2 separate regions of the Homo sapiens genome follow, and region 2 is linked to region 1. Evidence: read pairs that join two places in POLR2A ChIA-PET (ENCODE). Cell type or tissue: PC-9. All regions are shown on one strand. Each heading gives the region's core, and the rest is flanking DNA. Links, peaks and the distances in the headings are about the cores only. Region 1 overlaps UCK2 (uridine-cytidine kinase 2). Region 2 overlaps MGST3 (microsomal glutathione S-transferase 3).

Evidence for each region. ChIA-PET counts read pairs that join two places held together with the same protein. Peaks named below come from ENCODE experiments on the same cell type or tissue, not always from the same donor. Only the 100,000 strongest peaks of a DNase experiment are listed, where the experiment ranks them.
Region 2: POLR2A ChIA-PET joins it to region 1 with 19 read pairs; 2 of 35 experiments call an interaction of 5 or more read pairs at or near these places.

Annotation. Positions count from the first base shown.
Region 1 is chr1:165,852,330-165,863,187 of GRCh38, reverse strand. The region is part of intron 1 of UCK2 (uridine-cytidine kinase 2); the gene reads right to left. Among named protein-coding and RNA genes, the nearest start is that of UCK2, 30 kb to the right of the region's middle. RefSeq lists enhancers at 1,274-1,774, 1,775-2,275 and a silencer at 5,882-6,176. In PC-9, for the core only: no CTCF peak of the experiment used is centred there; a DNase peak (open chromatin) is centred at 8,837; H3K27ac peaks cover 1,482 bases.
Region 2 is chr1:165,638,634-165,649,491 of GRCh38, reverse strand. All of the region lies in intron 1 of MGST3 (microsomal glutathione S-transferase 3), which reads right to left. Among named protein-coding and RNA genes, the nearest start is that of MGST3, 13 kb to the right of the region's middle. In PC-9, for the core only: no CTCF peak of the experiment used is centred there; a DNase peak (open chromatin) is centred at 4,981.

The DNA of each region.
Region 1 (10,858 bases), core at 1,734-9,733:
CTCAAGTGCATAAATCCTTATGGGGTCAATCTGCAAAGTAGATCTTCAGCACACCTGGCACCTGGCACGGGAGAAGACAGTGTCCTCTGATAGACATCACAATAGCTGTCTATCTCTTTTCTCTGGACCCATTGGCTCGCACATAATAGGTTTCCTATGTTCCCCATCTGGCTGGGGACAGTTGAGAACAAGACCATCAGAACGATCTCTAAGTAGGCAAATGCCTAACAAAATCCCTAAAAAATAAAGTTTTTCTTTTCTACACAGGGAAGTCCTATTATTTATTATTTCTACACACAGATCTGACAAGCTTCTTTTCCAAATTTCAAAAACCATAAACAGGGAAGTGAAAGGGAAGGTATCCAACATTTATTGATGGCCTCTCTCTCTGTGTCGGGAACTTTTTAAAATTCTCATTTACAAGAGGAAACTAAGGGTTTAAGTGTCTTGTAAAGGTCCCTCGGCAACAACATAAGACCTGTGGGCTGAAACTAGAACTCACTTGGCTGGCTCTAAAGTCAGTGGAGGCTGGGTTGCAGCCAGCTGCCACCTGATGTACTACTATACGGAAGTCAAAAACTGACATCAGACTCAGCCTGCAACGGGCCATTCACTCACTGTTCCTTAAGGACACAAAGCAGTGCTTGAAATACTTCCCAAACATCTCTCTTGTAAGTTTTCCCAAGTGCTGGCACTTCAGACGGGCTGTGAAACACTGCTAATCCTGAAGCTCCAGGCAGATGGGGTTTTTACACCAAAGGACCTCCCATGATCTTCATTCGCCTCTGCCTTGTGCCTACATCAAGCGTGGGCCAGACTACACCCTATGGATGTTTTCTGATCTGGAAGCAGCACTGTCCTGAACCTGGCTGCCCTACCAAGAGCAACTTTGCTCTTCACTTGTTTAGAATGCAGCATGAAGAGACACTCCAGGGCAGCAGTGAAGAAATTAGCTTCAGAGAAGTTTATCATCTGAGACTACGGTACTCTAAAGAAAGGGAAAACAGAGATTAAGAGCCTGTGCATATGAACAAAGAGATTGATGAGAGCCAAACGAGATGACTGATGGTTTCCGTCAAGTATTTAGCAAGGATGATTTAGCACCCTTCTACCAAGGGTGACGAGAGGACTTATGGCTTCCATTTCAGTAAGCAAGGACCTTCAAGTGGAAGTCATGAAAGAATAAAAAACGATGAGGGCTTCCATCAGAACTCCTTCTACCTTCCAAGGACTGCCAGCTAATTATCAGTTAATTGAAAATGATAACATAATTTGCTGAAATTAAAAGTGGTATCATGAAATCTGCGTGTATTTTGCTAGAGGCAGGACTGGCATGGTGAAGAGAAAAATAAGCTTAAGTCACACAAGCTGATGTCTGAATCCAGATGTGCTGTCTGACCTTGGACAAGGTTGTTAACCTCCTTTAACCTGAGTTCCTTCATCTGTAAAATGGCCAGGTAGGGAATGCCTATCTTAGCAGGCATGTAATAAACAGTCAATAAACCAGAGCTATTGAGTTTTACTGTTGTTTTTTTTTGTTTTTTTTTTTTTTTTTTTTTTGAGACGGAGTCTCGCTCTGTCGCCCAGGCTGGAGTGCGGTGGCGGGATCTCGGCTCACTGCAAGCTCCGCCTCCTGGGTTCACGCCATTCTCCTGCCTCAGCTTCCCAAGTAGCTGGGACTACAGGCGCCCGCCACTACGCCCGGCTAATTTTTTGTATTTTTAGTAGAGACGGGGTTTCACCGTTTTAGCCGGGATGGTCTCGATGTCCGGACCTCGTGATCCGCCCGCCTCGGCCTCCCAAAGTGCTGGGATTACAGGCGTGAGCCACCGCGCCCGGCCGAGTTTTACTGTTTTTAGGATACAAATTATATGAAAAGTTGCTGCTAAGGTTGGCATGCCTGTGTCCCCCTAAAATGCCTGTGTTGAAACTTAATCCACGTATCAATAGCGTTAAGAGGTGGGACCTCTGGGAGGTGATTAGGTCATGAAGGCTCAGCCCTCATGAATGGAATTAGCGCCCTTTTAAAAGAGACTTGGGGGATACCTTTTGCCCTTTCCATCAAGTGAAGACCATAAAAGGCACTAACTATGAAGCAGAGAATGGGCCCCCCACCAGACACTGAATCTACTGGTGCCTTGAACTTGGGCCTCATAGACTCCAGAATTGTGAGCTATAAATTCCTGTTGTTTATAAATTACCCAGTCTAAGCTATTTTATTATAGTAGACTGGACAGATGCTTTCTTTTATTTTTCTCAACAAAGCAGTTTCAAGTATTATACTTACTCCCAGTAAAGTATCAAGTATTTTAGGCAAATCATGCAGACTTGGTTCCTACTCTCTTGGAGTTGACCACCACGGCTCTAAGGATTATAATAGAAACAAGGGAGTCAAGAATAGCGAATAGATATGAGATAAGGTTAAGAATTCACTCTGGGGCGGGGCGCTGTGGCTCACACCTGTAATCCCAGAATTTTGGGAGGCTGAGGCGTATGAATCACTTGAGCTCAGGAGTTCCAGACCAGCCTGACCAACATGTTGAAACTCTGTCTCTACTAAAAATACAAAACATTAGCCAGGTGTGGTGGTGTGCACCTGTAGTCCCAGCTACTTGGGAGGCTGAGGTGGGAGAATCACCTGAGCCTGGGAGGTCGAAGCTGCAGTGAGCTGCAATTGCACCACTGCACTCCCGCCTGGGCAACTGGAGTGAGGCCCGTCTCAAAAAGTGAGACCCTGTCTCAAAAAAAAAAGAATTCACTCTGCACAAACATCATGCACAACTGCAGGGAGATGAATTATAACCCTAGGTCACAGTCCCCTCTACTTTTGTCAACAGTAGAAAAGCAATTGGAAAAGCAAGGAAGGCTTCAACAGGAAGAGGGCAGCTTCAAAGGTGTGGTATGTGGCCTTCAAGACAAGGCTGTGGAGGGTGGGGACAAAGGTGGATACAAAGAACTAAGAAGGTGATCCTGAAAGGCAGCAGGCAGGTGTGATCAACACAGCCTGAAAACAAGCAGTGGGACACAGGGTGAGCATCTTGAATCTGCCCCGCAGTGCAACTGCGTGCACAGGGTTAAGGTGGGGACAGAGGACTGATCAATGTCCAGCAGTCTGGACTATAGCAAAATATGATGGTGGCTTGAACCTCCTTCAAAGCTGTGAGCCCTGACGCAAACAGCAACCCAAAGAAGAGTAAAGACTGGTCCCGCACAAGGAGACTAGTGGGGAGGGTTATTGCAGTGGAACGGGAGGCCTGCTGTGATGGGCAAAGCAGGGTGGACAAGGTGGGCAGGGGAGGGCCAGAGAAGGCAAGAGCTTCTTCCCCAGAGTTGAGTTTGGGAAGGGACTTTCACTTCCAACCCATTGATCTTATTGAGACAGGGTCTCACTCATGACTTAGTTCAGCCTTGAACTCCTGGGCTCAAGTGATTCTCTCCTACCTCAGCTTCCCCCTACTCCTCCCCACCCAGTAGCTAGGACCACAGGCATGCACCACCACACCCTGCTAATTTTTTGTGGGTTTTTTTGTAGAGACAAGAATTTTACCATGTTGCCTAGGATGTTCTCAAACTCCCGGGCTCAAAGTGATCCACCCACCCTGGCCTCCCAAAGTGCTAGGATTACAGACGTGAGCCACAGCTCCCGGCCCCACTGATCTTTCTGACAGGGTGCTATTTAGGTCTGAAATGCAGGGAAGGGTTCAGGGATCTGGGCCCAGAGGGCAGAATGTCACTTCACTGAGAGCTGGAATACATGTAACAAGAAAAGTTCAGTTAAGGGGTTCAGTTAAGGTTAACCAACTCAGACACCAGCGGAGGACCAGCAGCGAGTCTCCAACACAGGAAGGAGACCACAGCTCTGGACTGGTGCATGGAGGGGCGGGGCGCAGGAAGGGGGTCCTCCTCTAGACATCCAGAAACTTCAGGGGTAACAAATGGTGTTAACCTCCATTCCCAGGTTGCCAGCAGCCTCCTCCGCAGGGGGAAATGAGATGATGCACCCACCCACTCAGAACACCTGCCCCAAGTTCAAAGTACACTTGGAAAACATGGCCTTTTTATGTAGATTTAATTACAGTCCTCCATTCCCTGTGTCATAAACGTTGCAACTCAGTGAACTGTCTTATCTTTTTCATTCTTCAAAACACACGGTTATTCAACATGTTGTAGCAATCCCAGCAGAAGATTTATCCAGCAGATGCCAATCTACAGAATTTGATTTCTGGTTTACGCAGCCCTTTCAACACTTATGTAGCTAACAAAATAGTCCCTGAAGGCCTCAGAATGATGAATATATAAAACAGGACCCGCTCCCACAGTCATTGTCACTGCTTTGAACACAGCTGGAATGCCTGGCTTCCCTGTCACCCTTGCCCCATCAGCATTCCATTTTCTTTCTTGCAGTGACCCTGGCCAGGTCACTGTGAACATCTTCTCAGAGATTGGGAAGGGGAAGTTCCTATGGCTCAGGGTCCAGAAGTTGCTGCAACTCTCCCTCCTCCCATGGGGCCTCTCCTGGGCTAAGGGACGAGTACCATGCAGGGAGTCAACACAGGGGCCCTACAGAAAGGGCTATGAAGTGGGCACTGCTGGCTCAGCAGACTGTGTGACATGTCCAGACACTTCTGCTTCATGACCTGGCATAACCTTCCTGGACTTGGGCATTCTCTCCGGGGACAAGTTCCCAGGCCTATCAGAGCAGCTGGTTGCTTGTTTGTTCACCTGTCAGCAAATCGAGCTAATGTAGGCAAGGCTCCCAAGGGGGTGGACTGGGAACCACAGCCATTCTGCAGGACACCCAGGGCAGTAGTGACAGACCCACCTACACACATAGGAGGCACAGGGCATGAAGAGGTTGGCCAGCCCACATGTGAATCCTTGGTTCCATATCTTACTGGTGGAGCAACTTCAGGCAGGTTACTTAACCTCTCTGAGCCTCTACTCTCTCCCCTATGACAGAGGTCCAGTACCTCACACCTCGGGATAAAAGTGCACAGACTATCAATCTTTAAGATGCATCTTGCACAGTGGCTGTAAACTCAACACATGCTAGTGGGGTCTTCAAACATCCACCTTATTCACACAACTGATACATCCTGAACTCATGAGTTTTTGTAATGGTCTGAAAGGAAAAAAACCTTTTTCCAATCCTAATACCATGCTTACTCCCTCTTTCTCAGAGTGCTAATTCTAGATGTCATGATCCACAAAACTCCTTCTGTACCAATTCTCTCAATCCCTCCAGCAGATACAGACAGTCTCTCCTAGTAGTCAGATCAGGCCTGGTGGGAGGATCTAACCTTTTATGGGGTGCAGTAAACACTGACAGCCTAAAGCAAACGTTGAGAGGGGTAAAAGGGAGAAAGTAAGGCCAACAGGAGTAGGGTAGAATGACAGATGTCAGCCAAAGCTGCAGGGGAAGGACATGTGGTATACAGTGGTAATGAGACATCATTCAAATGCTTCGCTTCGCACACAGGGCTGTCAAGCCTCAAACTGCTGTTCCTGCCTCTCACTCCTGCTACGTACCAGGTGTGAGCACACACTGCTGTTCCAAGCCCTCCGATTTTGTCTGGAAATGCCACCCAGCACATGCCCGCACCCCCTTTGCAATCTGCCTAACTCCTGCTCATCCCTCCAGCTCCAGCTCAGTCATTACCTCCTGTCATCTGCCTCCTCCAACTCCCTACCCCAGGCAATTGTGGCTCCCTCATGGGTGTCCCCACAGTACTCTGCACTCCAGATCATGCCACTTACGCAACTGCACTGTCATGGGTTATGTCAGTTATCTGTCTACTGCCTTACTCATCTTTGCAATGCCAGGTACTAGAGATACAACAGACACTCAATGTTTGCTGAATAAATTAATGTATCAGATGGTACTTAGTACCATAAGTCACCTACTGCTACAGTGGACCGTGATCAGCTTAGTACAAAGCATGATTCAAAGAGAAAAGGGTTCAAGTACTGGATGTGCCACTGGCTAGCTGCATGTGCTTGGGGAAGGCACTTCCTCTCTGAGTCTTAGTTTTGTCATGTTAATATGTAACAAAAGAGGGGTGAATAATACCATCTACCCCACAAGACTGTGGTTGACTCAAGGTCACTCGAGAAAGCAGATGTGAAGATTCTAGTAACTATAAGTCCTTTCTTCGAGTTGAAATACTTTCCCAAGCCCCTAAAAACATTCTCTCTGCAGAGAATGAAGACAAGGCACATGTATACCTGCCTTCTGAGCCTCATCTCTGTCAACATGTTCGCAAAAGTAAAAAAAAAAAAAAAAAAACCCTGGGGCCGCCTATGAGGGCCATATTTAACACATATCCTTAATTCTCAGGCTCTGAATACTTGTCCCAGTTGACATCTGCAGCTGCCAAGAGTGACATTTGACTCTGGAAGTGTGTTCCAATAAACTTGCCTATTAAAGCTTTCCAGCTCCCACTGGATAAGCCTAAGACTGAAGACTTAGGAAGGTGAACAATTAAATCACCTCCTGGAAAACTAACCATAAGCAATTTAATATAATCGTGTATCACAACTCCTAGTTCACTTACTGAAATCATTCAAAATCTCTTTTCCTAATAAATAACCCTCCGGCCAATTGCAAGATAAAAACACACAGGAATGTCAACTAAATTTTTAAACTAAGAACCAAGGGTAGTGTGGTTAAAAAGAGGGAGGAAGATTTTTGTTTTAAAGCTAAATGCCTCTGAAGCTCATTACAAGTTACTTGTGGGGTGGGGGTGGGGGGAGGAAATTTTAATGACAAAAAAAAAAAAAATCACCTAATACCCAAAATACCAGGAGCTGGGGATACAACAGGCACGTAATGTTTGCTGAATAAATTAATGTATCAGACGGTACTTAGTACCATAATTTGGCTACTGCTTCAATGGGCCCCACTCAGCTTACTAGATATCAGAATTCAAAGAGAAGATTCAAGCACTGGCTAGGCCACTGATTAGCTGTGTGAGCTTGGGAAGATACTTTCATTTCCGGGCCTTAGTTTTATCATCTGAATGCAGACATATGTATCTTATAATATGTAATAAATGTTTTTTATATATACAGATATAGAAAAGATAAAACCTTCTACACTGGAAGACACACATCATTTTAACATGGGGAAATTCTTTATGGTTTATATATATTTTCATACCTATTTTCACATTTTATTCTCACAACACTCAGATGCTATAGACAGCACAGATTCCCAACCGCTGGACCAGAGATGATCAAAAACCACAGGTTAGTCAATCTGCACCAGGGCGTAAAAAGGCCAAGCAGAGAATAGATTGTGTATTTTGATTTCTCTACTCTGCAACTATTCCCAAGGTTTCACATTGGCCAGGACAAGGAAACAGGGTTCCAACTCTCCAGAGGGCCAGGCTGGCTCTGTGACGATGCACACCCCACGTCCCCACCCCACATCCACCTGTGCTCCTCGAATATTCATGTTCCCCATCACAGGTAGCCCCAGCTTCTACACACTAGTCAGACACAGCGACTTCCAGCAGCTCACGCACAGCAAGATTCAAGTAGCACATATTCTACTGCTCTGCACATATTCAGACACCAACAGAAACCCGGGAATGTCCAACTCAGCTGGCTGAGATGTTATGTGGGTCTCAGTCAGCCCAGACAGAAGGAGCTTGCAAGAAAAAAAAAAAAAAAAAAGAAAAGAAAAAACTGGGAAGTGACCGAATATATATGTAAAAACAGTTTTACTTCCTACCACGATGGATTCTGGGCCCATTGAAATGTGTTAAAAAAACTGTGTGAGCTGTCCTGAAACAAAATGTAAGGAAGTAGAATCTGTTGCTATATATAAGCACCTTATTTGGGGACATCTTTGCTGCAAAATAAATGGAGATTCAGACAAGAACTAGGAATAGGTGTTTGTGGAATGAATTAAGAAAGCCTAATACATTATATAACTCCCCTTCACATACACAAGAGCTACCTGGACCTGTCAATCACAATCTATGTCATTCTAAAGGTAAAGTCTTTTTCATTTATTTTATAAGCATCCATCTTTCCAGGGTAGGATAGTTTAAAACGAAGGTGGGTGGGAGAAACATAGGCTGGCTAACCATCTGCACTCCTTACAATTTAAGGCTGAAAATGTAGCAATGGTAATTTTCCCCCAGTGAGCTACTTTACAGAATATGTCCCTCTCTTTTCAGTGTCATGTGTACAAAGTATCTAGAAAATTATTTATTATACCTTCGTATGGGAATTTATTTAATTATTCAAACCCAGTTAAATTCTTCTCAGTTATGTTCTCCTACAGTAGGGTTCTGTACGAGTTGGGGATTGGCAGGAAAAACAGAAGTATAAAGGAAAGATTTAGAGGACCAGAATAAAGCATGGAAGGTAGTATTCATGGACTAGAAAAGATATGGTGAAGTAAGATAGGAGTTAAGTGGGAAGAGTGGGGGAGCTGCTTCAGCGTAAAGGACTGAACAAAATCAGAACAAACATAGGAAAAGTCAAATACAGATTTTTTTCTAATCTGAAGAGATCCAAAAGACACACTCACTTTATTTATTTATTTATTTATTTATTTATTTATTTATTTATTTATTTTTAAAAAAGGAAGCCTAGTTAGCAATGTACAGTCTAACTCTAGAAGACAGGGCTGGGGGCTGCGGAAGTGGGACCCAGTTCCCTACTACACTGGTCAGGCTGGCAATGGCGCCTTATGCTACATGTTGGTTCTCTGCAGTATGTGACTAATCAGGTCCTACAGCAAAACCAGGGAAATCGGTTTACTTCCCCATGGGACACCCAAGAATCATCTGAATGAGGTTAACTAATATCCAAGGAGCAGACATAATTTGTTCTCCATCCCCCACCTAGTGTGGCAACACCAAATACCACACATACGTCCAGCAGCAGGAAGTAACACACAGGCAGGAGTGGTTTCCAACTCCCAGACAGTCTTTTTGTGTGAGATCACACAGACGTTCTCAGCCTGCCACTGTGCTCTGAGGTGCCTGGTGAAGCCACTCCAGATCCCACTGCTCCAATGCTTCCTATGCGCTCAGAAAGTCTCAACAGGCATTCTGCCTCACAATCTGAACCCCAAAATGAGAGGAGATAGGAATGGCACCTAAAGTTTCTCAGACTTCCCAAAGAGCATGGACTTCTGACTACACAGATCTAGTTGAAAGAACTGGTGAACATTCAGCATCCAAGAATCTAAAACTGTTAACTGTTAAGAAAGAAATTTTGAAAGATGAGGTCTTTATATTCTAGCAACAAAATACAGCTGCTCCCATGAGTGGACATTCCAAAAGCCCTTGAGTGTCTATCCAGAGCCTTACACTTAGGGTAAGTTAAGAGTTCTAGGGAAGATAACTCACTTGTCTCCAGTTGTGAAATACTCAAGAAGGGAGATAGAATTACAGCACAGAGATAAGAATGAAAAAGATGCAGGATAGCAATAGTACCTAAACCTGGTAATACTAGGGGCCCGAAACAAATACTTTTCATTATTTTCATGGGTCATAAAGCATCAAAGGATGGAAAGAGGAACACTCTATGAAATACATTCTGGGTAAGGATGATGTTTAGTGAGGGAAGCACTGAGGTGAAGAAGAACTTAACTCTGAGGTTTAAAATTCCTTTCTGGATAAAGATCCTTTCCGGAAAAAAAAAAAAAGATCCTTTCTGCAAACACCTGGTTGGAGCGGGGGTGGGTGAGAGAGAACCCACTAGATTTAGCAGAAAGACATTAATACTTGGCCTACTTTTTAAAAAATAAATATTTGACATATTTGACATGGTGTTTTTGGAATTTTTTTTAAATGAAAACAAAAAAAAAAATATCAAATATGCCTGACAAGTGAAGGGTAGGAAATGCAATAGGGAAATATATTTCTCCTTTCACTTTGCAAATAAAGGTGGGCATTAAAATCACTGAGATGATCTGCTCTTCCCAGCACCCAAATTTTCCCCCATCTCTGATTAGATTTGGGAGAGGCCTCATCAGTAGGTTCAGCTCTTTGTGGGGCCTCTCAGCACTAGCGCTAAAGCCTAACAGCAGCCCAGCATTAAAACCTGTTCTCTATGACACATATGATTCTACAAAGCTCCACTGGAAGGCGGCCCCTTGGAGCTCACACAGAGGAAGGATCAGGCCTTGATATTCACATGACAAGTAATCAAAGGGGCAACTTAGAAGAAAAGAAACCAGAGCCAGGGCACCAAGAGAGGGATAAACTTGGGAACAATAACCTTTAAGGGAAGATCACTCTTTGATATTTATTTGAGAGATGTTTGACTATCCATTAATCATAATATCCAAGTAGTTTCCATAGAGCTGTGGCAACACTTCCCATGCTATCTATTTCCCTGCACCGTTTGTCCACATACCCACCCATTCTTTCTCCTTTCTACCCAAATAACAAGACACCTCCTGTCCCAACTCCAGAAGAAAGAACTTATATAAGGAAGGATAGATGAAATGCTAAGAGGCAGGTTAAGGGATGTGTTCTATGGGACTAAATATATGGGTCCCCTGCTCTGGAAGCCTTTTAAAAACCATAAGCACTAATTTACATTCCTACCAACAGTGTATAAGCATTCCCATTTCTCCACAGTCTCGTCAGCATCCACTGTCTCCTGACTTTTTAATAATCGCCATTCTGACTGGCGTGTGGTGGTATCTCATTGTGGTTTTGATTTGCGTTTCTCTGATGATCAGTGTTGTTGAGCTTTTTCTCATGTTTGTTGGCCACGTAAATGTCTTCTTTCGAGAAGTGTCTGTTCATATCCTTTCTCCACTTTTTGATGGGGTTGCTTTCTTCTTGTAAATTTGTTTAAGTTCCTTGTAAATTCTGGATATTAGACC
Region 2 (10,858 bases), core at 1,571-9,570, 210 kb after region 1:
ATTTAACATGGTAAAATGCTAAAGTATACATTACATAGGGAGGGGGAGGGAGGGAGTGAGAGGAGCAGGACATGGTGGGGAGAGGGATGGAGAGGGAGAGAGAGGGAGTGGGGAGGGAGGAGAGGGAGAGAGAGAGAGAGAGAAAGCAAGAAAGTGAGAAAGCAAGAAAGCGAGCATCCAAAATAGTATATGCACAGTGATTCCAAGTTTTTTGCCTTCAGACATGGGGGACACTGTGAGGGCAGGACTCTGAGGCCTCCCTTCGATCCTGGGGCACGTGCGGGTGCAGCAGCAGACATCTCACACAGGTAGGGGAAGGCCCAGGTTGAGTACTCTGAAAGCAGAGCATGGCTCCTGAGCCTATGAGGCTTTGGGCAGCTCCTGAGGAACTCAGATTGCCCATCAAATCATCACTTCAAAGGCTTCCACGAGCCAGCAGCTCTGGTGTGTGTTCTGCCGTCAGCTTTAAAATTTCCATCCCTGGTAATTGCCTGGCTTCAGTCCCTGCTTTTAACCTAGGAGAGTTACCCTGATCTGGAATGTATCTAATCATCCTAACAAACCAACCAACAAGATGGTAAATCCTTATTTTCAAAAGAGGTTAAGTAATGTTTCCAAGGTCTAAAACAGACAGTGACAGACCTGGGATTCCCATTCAGATTCATTTGGTTCCAATATTCCCTTTCAGTATCCCTTGAAACTTTAGAGCCAAACTGACACTGTGGTCAGAGCATCTTCCTTAAAACAGAATTTGGGATAGGCATGCAGCTCAGTTCATTAAAAGTAAGTTTCTCTTAGCACAGCAAAATAGGCCTAACTGCTTTTTTTTTTTTGAGATGGAGTTTCACTCTTGTCGCCCGGGCTGGAGTGCAGTGGCACGATCTCGGCTCACTGCAACCTCCATCTCCCGGGTTCAAGTGATTCTCCTGCCTCAGCCTCCCAAGTAGCTGGGATTACAGATGCGCACCACCACACCCAGCTAATTTTTGTATTTTTAGTAGAAACGAGGTTTTGCCATGTTGGCCAGGCTATTCTTGAACTCCTGAGCTCAGATGATCCACCCACCTCGGCCTCCCAAAGTGCTGGGATTACAGGTGTGAGCCACCGCACCCAGCCTAACAGGCCTAACTTCTTAAAACCCCTCCTCCCCACCATGATTCACAATAATTCTCATCAGTTTTCCCCTTCTACCGTCTTCACTCTGAGCTGCTCTCTGAGGCATGCCCGCTGCCCCTCCGGGGGCTGGGGGGCACACACTGCAGCGGGCTGGTTCCACAGGTCAGCAGATCCTGGCCTGTCTGTGCAGCTGCAGAGAGCAAGGAGTCTCTGGCTTCCCTCCAAGCTTCCTTGCCCACATTCTCTTCCCAAGTGTAGAAAGTCAGCATGAGGAGGAAGCCACAGTAGTTATTAAAAGAAAAACAGAGTGTGAATTCTGAACACCTCTTTGAAAATAAATAAAAATGACTGAACCTCCAGCCTATCCTTAAATTCAACACATCTGGGGCAAACAGGTCATTTAAAATAAAGCTGCCACCTAAGCATGGTGGCTCACACCTACAGTCCCAACAATTTGGGAGGCCAAGGTGGAAGGAACACTTGAGGCCAGGCAGCCTGGGCCACACAGGGAGACTCTCATGTCTACTCAGGAGGCTGAAGTGGGAGGATCACCTGAGCCCAGGAGGCTGAGGCTGTAGTGAGCTATGATTGCACCACCTCACTGCAGCATGGGGCAACAGAGCAAGACCTTGCCTTAAAAAAAAAAAAAGGTGTCTCTCAGAAGCAATAAATGTAAGGACAATAAAATTAAGCATATTTGCTTTAGGTTAAAGTTTGCAAATCAGTAGAGTGAGCTTTCAGACTCTAATCTTTGGACAGGATGCTGGGCTCCCTGGCTATGTGCAGGGCTACCTTGTGTCAGCCCAGCACTTTTCAGCTCACTTTTACTCTTCACAAAACTCCTATTAGCTCCACTTTATAGAAAAGGAAATAGAGGCTCAGTAAATGAGGGCAGAGCTAAGACCAGAGCAGGTTTTAGAATTCTCCCCCAAAACACTCCAGCTAGCCCAGGTAACACATTCAAATTTGGTGGCTTAGTCACTGACTTCTATTTTTCTTAATTTTAAGAGGCTAGGGTAGGTAGATGGCAAGATAAGAGAAGTGCCTCTTGCATAGATGCCTGTCACAGCAAAGCAACTGCTCTACAATCCACAGTTAGAATCTATAATTACAAATTAATATTTACTACTGAGCTCCTCTTTTAAAGTATAAATGCAATCTGTGAGGTTAAACTTGATGGGCATTTGCACCCTAGTGAAAGTTACTCTCCTCACACTTTGTTAAGGTATGTATGGCGTTATGAATCTGGATGATGACAAGCAGAGCCAGCAACAGTTAGGACCTTGGAAAGGCAGTGAATTCACAGTAAGGGTACCCAGAGTCTGATGCTACAGCAGTGGTTTGCAGAGGATGCATACTCAGTCATAGGGACAGTGCAAGTGCCTGGGGCAGCAGCGTGACTGTTCTCCCTGAGGGTCCCCCGCACGAGCCATGGACACGTCTGCATAGGTGCAGGAGCAATGCCTGAAAAGCTGCCTGCGAGAAGGGCAGCAGAACAGCCCTCCCTGATACCTCCTTGCACTCCTACCAAGTGAGGTGTCCTGCTTTATACACCATAACAACCTTCACTTAAAACAGAGCAGGACCACGTTTGTCTGGCATCTTCCATGTCAAGCACAGTGTGCACGCTCATAGATACTTACGGAATAAATGATTTGAGCTGCAACTGCAGGTGTCTTTCAGAATGACCACCACCACGCACCCCGTCCCCTGAATACACACCTGAAATAATCTCTATCATCTGGCACAGTGTCTGGTATAAAGTATGCATCTAACCAATTCAGGTTTCCGTTTCTTCCCTCAATATCTATTGAAACCAGGGAAGAAACTGAATGTATTTAAGAAAGACTGGTTTATGACTAATCCAGAAAGAGAAATCTTAAGAAAGAAGAATTCAGAACACAGAGAAAACTCTTGTCGTAGTTGTGGAAAACATAAATGCAATAGGGAGTGAAAAATCATTAAATCTTCTCTTTCAAAGAAAGAATCAGCTTAATTAAATCAACATTCAAAAAAACTATCATTTGCTACATCATTATTTTCTGAAGATTCCAAGGCGAAGAGATAGATATTCCCACTCCTTAGAGAGTGACTTTTGTGTGTGCGGGTGTGCACCAGGAAGGGGATGCAGCTCAGTTCACAGTGGCCACACCCTAGGCAGTCGCAGCCACACCCTGGGTTGTGCCAGCCCCAGAGGTAGCAGATAGCTTCCAGGGACAGGGTGGAAGAACTGATAGCTGGCACCCAACCAATCTCTGGCATGAGCACTCATTTGAACCGCAGACCACATTTTGCTGATTATATACCTACTCTGTGTCACCAGAAACCCTTTCATGAACCCAACAAGATAAAGTTCTTGAGAGTGGGAACTTTGCCCTTGACTTTCTCTTCTACGTAGTGCTAGATACACACAGTCCAAACAGTCCTTTCTGAGCTGAACTTTAATACAGGTGTAGATGACTTTGCAATTCACTTGGTTATATCGTAGCATTTGTTAATCATTATGCAGTTTCCTGGGTTAGTCATAAACCAGCAGTATAAATTAATATTTATGAATTGAAACCTTCTACCACATGCAGCCATGCGTTTCAGTGATGGACTGCATATTTAACAATGGCCCCATAAGACTGTAATGGAGCTGAAACATTCCTATTGCTTAGTGACATCATAGCCACTGTGCCATTGTAACATCGTAGTACACTGTATCATCCACATGTTTGTGGTGATGCTGGTGTAAACAAACCTACTGCGCTGCCAGTCATATAAAAGTATAGCATGTATAATTATGTACAGCACATAACACTTGATAATGATCATAAGTGACAGTTACTGGTTTATGTAGTTACTATACTATACTTTTTAGCATTATAGTGTATTCCTTCTACTTATTAAAAAAAAATGTTAACTGTAAAACAGGTGCAAGCAGGTCCTCCCTGAGGTATTCCAGAAGGCCTTGTTACCATAGGAGAGGACAGCTCCACACATGGCAGGTGTGTCCATGTGACCTTCCACTGGGGCAAGATGTGGAGGCAGAAGACGGATACTGATGATCCTGACCCTGTATAGGCCTAGGATAAGGTGTGTGTTTGTGTCTTAATTTTTAACAAAAAAAGCTTAAAAAGTAACTATGAAATAAAAAGAAAGTTTTAAAAATAGAAAAAATTTCACTTCCAGTTAGAAACCTACAAAGGCCATCAGCTCAAAGTCAGTATGGGTGTTCTGAACTGAATGGTGTTGCTTCTTTAAAAATAAAAAAAGTATTTAAAACATAGAAAAAAAAATCTTATAGAATAAGGATATGAAGAAACAATTTTTGGCCGGGCATGGTGGCTCACACCTGTAATCCCAGCACTTTGGGACGCCAGGGCAAGCAGATCACTTGAGGTCAGGAGTTCAAAACCAGCCTGGCCAACATGGTGAAACCCTGTTTCTACTAAAAATATAAAAAAATTAGCTGGGCGAGGTGATGAGTGCCTGTAATCCCAGCTGCTCGGGAGGCTGAGGCAGGAGAACTGCTTGAATCCGGGAGGTGGAGGTTGCAGTGAGCCGAGATTGCACCACTGCACTCCAGGCTGGGAGACCCAGCAAGACTCTGTCTCAAGAAAAAAACAAAAGAAAACAAAAAACAAAGAAACAATTTTTATGCAGTTACAATGTATTAGTGTTTTAAGCTAAGTATTGTCACAAAAGATTCAAAAGTTTAAAAATTATAGTAAAAAAGCTTCAGTAATCTAGTTTAACTTATTATTGAAGATAAAATATTAAAAAATGAATGTAGTGTAGCCTAAGTATACAGTGTACGTAAGGTCTGCAGCAGTGTACAGAAATGCCCTAGGCCTTCACACTCACCACTCACTCACTGACTCATCCAGAGCAACTTCCAGTCCTGCAGGCTCCATTCATGGTAAGTGCCTTCTACAGGTGTACCATTTTTTGTCTTTTATACCATATTGTTACTGGATCTTTTCTAAGTTTTTAGATATCTTTAGACACACAAATACATACCACTATGTTACAATTGCCTATGGTATTCAGTACAGTAACATGCTGTACATGTTTGCAGCCTAGAAGCAATAGGCTAGACTATATAGCCTGGGTGTGTAGTAGGTTATACTGTCTAGGTTTGTGTAAGTACACTGTACGATATTCTCACAATGACAAAATCACCTAACACATTTCTCAGAACATATCTCCATCATGAGTGAACACATAACTGTAGTTAAAAGTACCTAGTTTTCCCTCTTCTACACTGTTGAGGGAAGTATAAGATAGAACCATCTAGAGGACAGCCTGGCAATAGGTAATTTTTTTTTTTTTTTTTTAACACAGGGTCTCTGTTGCCAAGGCTGGAGTATGGTGGTGCTATCACAGCTCACTGCAGCCTTGACCTTCTGGGCTCAGGTGATCCTCCCAACTCAGCCTCCCAAGTAGCTGGGGCTGCAGGCACACATTGACATGCCCAGCTAATTTCTGTATTTTTAAAATTTTTTTATTTTATTTTATTTATTTTGAGACAGTCTCGCTCTGTCGCCCAGGCTGGACTGCAGTGGCACAATCTCAGCTAACTGCAACCTCTGCCTCCCAGATTCAATCAATTCTCATGCCTCATCCTCCCAAATAGCTGGGATCACAGGCGCCCGCCACAACACCCGGCTAATTTTTTTATTTTTTAGTAGAGATGGGGGTTTTGCCATGTTGGCCAGGCTGGTCTCAAACTCCTGGCCTCAACTGATACGGCTGCCTCAGCCTCTCAAAGTACTGGGATTACAGGTGTTAGCCATCACGCCCAGCCTATGTATATTTTTTCTTTTTTTTTTTTTTAAGAGATAGGATCTTCCTATGTTTCTTAGGCTGGTCTCGAACTCCTGGGCTCTAGTGATCCTCCCATCTCAGCCTCCCAAAATGCTGGGAATACAAGCATGAGCCACAGCACCTGGCCAGTAATATTCTTTTTAATATTAATATTCTTTGGCTCATTAATCCTACTAGAAATCTATCCTGAGGTAACAATCAGAAATGCAAACAAATTTGGTTCAAAGATATTTACTTCAGCAATATTTATGATGGCAAAACCAGAAATACTACATATGTCCAATAATAGAGGGCCAGTTAAATAAATAATATACCCGTTAAATAGAACATTATACAACTGTTAAAAATGGTGTGTACAAATATTAAAGAGGTTAAAACAGGCTCAATATACAGCAGGTTGAGTGGGGAAAAAAGAAAATAAAAGTATATGTAGAATAATCTTGGTTTTCTTAATAATAGAAAAAAATTAAGAAAGTATTAAAATCATAAGCATAGTTATTTCTAGATGGCTAGATTATAGATTTTTCTTTGTAATTTTCTGTAATTTCCAAAATGAGCAAATACATATCTAAAAAAACTTAGAGTGGCTTGACAATCATTATTCATTGAGAAGACAGAGGAACAGGCAGTATGGAATGATGGAACCGAAAGATCAGACCTGACTTCTGGCTTGAGTACCACCACTTATCTGCTAAGTGCAGTTCACGAGACAGCTTTGCAGTTGAATGCAGTTTTGGAATCAAATTGTCTGCATTCAGAACCTGGTTCTCATATTTCCTAGTTGAGTGTCCTTGGGAATATTACTTAACACCTTTCAGCACCTCAGTTTCCTCACTTGTTAAATGGAGATACTAATATAACCTTGGAAGGTTGTTGAGAGGATTAGATGGACATACTGTCTATAAACATTCATCATGATGCCTGACACATAGGAAGGACTCAGTAAATGTTATATATTATGTTACGTTACATATGCTAATGTTTGGTTAACTGTCCTTGACCTGACTCAACGGGGATGTTTGGCTAAATGATAATGAATATACATTTTAGAATTTATAACTGCCATTTTAAAATAGCAAAGTTTAGAACCACATATATCCTCTTCCTTTTCTGAACTCTCAGCAGCCAGCCATGTTAAAATATATGCTATCATGTGAAAGGCAGAAGCAGCCAGAAGGAAGCAGGATTTTAGCACTGACTATGGACATCCGGAAGCTGCAGTCATTCAAACTCTTGCTGCAGCCAGACACTGCTCAGCACTGCATGAGGGTGATCGTGCATTCATTTACTTATTCAGGCTTACTGAGTGCCCACTATGTGCCACTCACTGGGCTAGTGCTGGAGACGAACAGGGAACAGCCAGAGGTTGGTTCTTTATGAAACTCATTTTCTAGCAGGGGACACAGGCAAATAAGTAAACAAGTACCCAATTCCAGATTTTTCCCTTCCTAGCAATAATCACAAACTAGGTATAACACAATAAAACAAAAACAAAATAAATGGGTAGGGAAAGACAGAAATAGGATGAAAGAGTTTCTATTCTTACTTTCCTTATTAGCAATTGCAGAGGTAGCTGCTCCTAGTTAACTGTTTGTTGGCAGTCTTAAGTCAAAATAGATCAGTCAAGAGAACATTAAAGGTTTAAAAGAAATTTGAATTATCTATTTTTTTAAATTAGAAAGTTTTTGTCACTTATTTAAGGGTAGAGATCCTAAATGTTTTTACTCCTAGTGGACTTCAATACTGTTTTATGATTCATCTTTTCCTGTGGGAAATCTACAAGACTAGAGATAGCAGGAATTGAGGAGTCAGACAGACCTGTATTCATACATAGCCCCTGCAAGCTTTAGGATGTATCTAATTTCTCTACAAAACAGGGAAAATACTACCCATTTATATCACAGTGTGGTTTGAAGAATTAAATTAGATAAACTAGATATGTACCTGGTATAAACAATAAATGTTGGTCCAAATATGAAGAAATAAATACTGGTAACTGTACATGTCTGTCCACATATGCAACAGTTCCTAAATGAGGATATACTGGTTTTTCTACAAATCAGTTGTATGCTCTTACACAATAGTTCTGATTTTGTTTAAAATAATTCAAATTTGGCAAAAGGCTGGTCTAATTAGATTGCAAAATAGAGTTTCCTACCGTAGACAGCATAATGAATCAAAGAACACTTAATTCATTTATTCAACCAGAATATATAAAGCACTTGCTGTCTATGCCAGGAACTGCTGAGGGGTGGGGATGCAGCAGTGAACAAGAAAGGGTCCTGCCCTCAAGGCCCTGACCTTCGAATGATGACAGGAGACTGACAACAAACATGCAAACAAAAAACAGCTTCAGGGAGTGGGAACTCTTTTTTTGTTTTGAGACAAAGTTTTGCTCTTCCCCCCAGGCTAGAGTGAAGTGGCACGATCTAGGCTCACTGCAACCTCCGCCCCCTGGGTTCAAGTGATTCTCCTTCCTCAGCCTCCCGAGTAGCAGGGATTATAGGTGCCCACCATCACACCAGGCTCATTTTTGTATTTTTAGTAGAGACGGGGTTTCACCACGTAGGCCAGGCTGGTCTCGAACTCCTGACCTCAGGTGATCCACCTGCCTCAGCCTCCCAGAGTGCTAGGATTACAGGCACCTGGCCAAGAATGGGAACTCTTCTGGGGAAAACACACGGCAATGGCATAGAGACTGGGCAGGGCTGTTGCATCAGGATCCCGGCTGGGAAGGCCTCCTTTGTGTGGCATTGAATATAGTATACCTCTCTAGATGGACTATGTGCTCTTTGAGGACAGAGAGCGTGTCTCCTTGCTTATATTTTTTATAGCAACTTGCATGAAGACAGAAACTCAGTAGAATGCTGCTGTTCTATATCCTAGATCAGTGGTTCTCAAACTTTGGTGGCATTAAAATCACCTGGAGAGTTTGTTAAAACATACCTCAGTCCCAGAGTTTCTGGTTCAGTCATGTTAGGTGGGGCCTGAGTATTATCATATCTAACTAGTTCCTAGGTAATGCTGATGATGTTGGTCAAGGACCACATTTTAAGAACCACTGTTCTGAGCAAAAACAAAATTTGCAGGAGGTGGTGATTCTATCTGATTCAAAACCACAGTCACAGTCTTGTCTTGGTGGTTATATTCTACTACTATCTTTGGAGGCTCCTGAGGTGCTCCTTCTGTACCACCCCTGAAAACAGAATGGGGCTGATGAGATCAGAGACTGTTGTGAAGAGCAAGCTCCAGCTAAGCTCTTCACAATTACACACTAACAGTGTGCCCAGCAGAAGACTGACTTCTTCTTTCAGCTTTAACAGAGGTTCGAGACAACAAAGCAAGTGTGTAAGCCAGCTCAGTATCTTCAGAGTCTCTATCCTGTGACCACCATTGGGTTACCAGATCTCACTTCATGGTCATGGTCACTCACCAGATCAGATTTTCCCATAGTCAAATGAGTCAGAGTTCTAGGTTCTCCATCCTTCAAAAGTAATGCTCATTATGCTACAGAATGACCTCTCTGGGATCATCCCTTCTAATACCATGGATCAGGCATACCTCAACTTCTGAATGATTAGAAACATGACTTCAAATGAAAGGCCTATTTAATGAATCAGTAGGACTTCCAGCCAACTTCTCATGGAATTTTTCATCCCATCTGGCAGAAACAGCAAAACTGAAAATATCACTACTACATATATAATACCTAACTATAAGACCTGGTCCCATAGAGTGCTTCTTTTGTTTTGTTTTGTTTTGAGACAGGGTCTTGCTCTGTCACCAAGGCTGGAGTGTAGGGGTGCTATCTCAGCTCACTGCAGCCTCTGCCTCCCGGGTTCAAGCAATTCTCATGCCTCAACCTCCAGAGTAGCTGGGATCACAGGCACATGTCACTACACCCAGCTAATTTTTGTATTTTTAGTAGAGATGGGGTTTCGCCATGTTGGCCAGGCTGGTCTCGAACTCCTGACCTCAAGCAGTCCACCTGCCTCAGCCTCCCAAAGTGCTGGGATTACAAGCATGGGCCACCGCGCCAGGCCTAGAGTGCTTCTTTTATGGCAGGCACTGTAACAGAGTTTAGATATTTTAACACTTTCCATCCTTACAACAATCCCATATGATAGTTACTATTATTATCCCCATTCTATGGATGAGGAAATGGAGGCAAAGAGAAATTCAACAATTTGCCTAAGGTCCCACAGCTGATGAGTGCACAGCTGGTGTCTGAATACAGGCAGACTGATGCCAGTGTCCATGCTTTTTGCTACTAACACACTACTGGGTTTGTCCCTTACTCAGAAGTTAAATCACCTCTTCCCCCAGTACGGGAAGCACCGAGGGGAAAGTCCTCTGCAACGTTCAATTGAAGGCAATTGAATCCTGCTGCACCACAGGCTTCTACTCCAGGAGAGAAACAGAGCCAGGGCCCAAGAGCATAGGGGAGGGAGAGACAGATCCACGATCGTTGGAATACTTTACATAGAGGATCATACCATCTGCAAAGAGAGACAGTTTTACTTCTTCCTTTCCAATGTGGATGTCTTTTATTTATTTTTTTTTCTTGACTGATTGTCCTGGTTAGGGGCAATGCAATGTTGAATACCAGTGGCAAGTGCCGACATCCTTGCCTCTTTCCTCATCTTAGGGGGAAGCATTCAGTCTCTCTCCTTTAAATATGTTATTAGTGGCTGGTTTCCACAGATGCCCCTTTTAAGAATACTTTAGAAACCTAATTATTTCTAGAATGTGGGTTTTTTTTTTTTTTTAAGACGGAGTCTCTCTCTGTCCCACAGGCTAGAGTGAGTGGCAGAGTGCAGTGGCACGATCTTGGCTCACTGCAACCTCCACCTCCTGGGTTCAAGTGATTCTCCTGCCTCAGCCTCCTAAGTAGCTGAGATTACAGACATGCACCACCATGCCCAGCTAA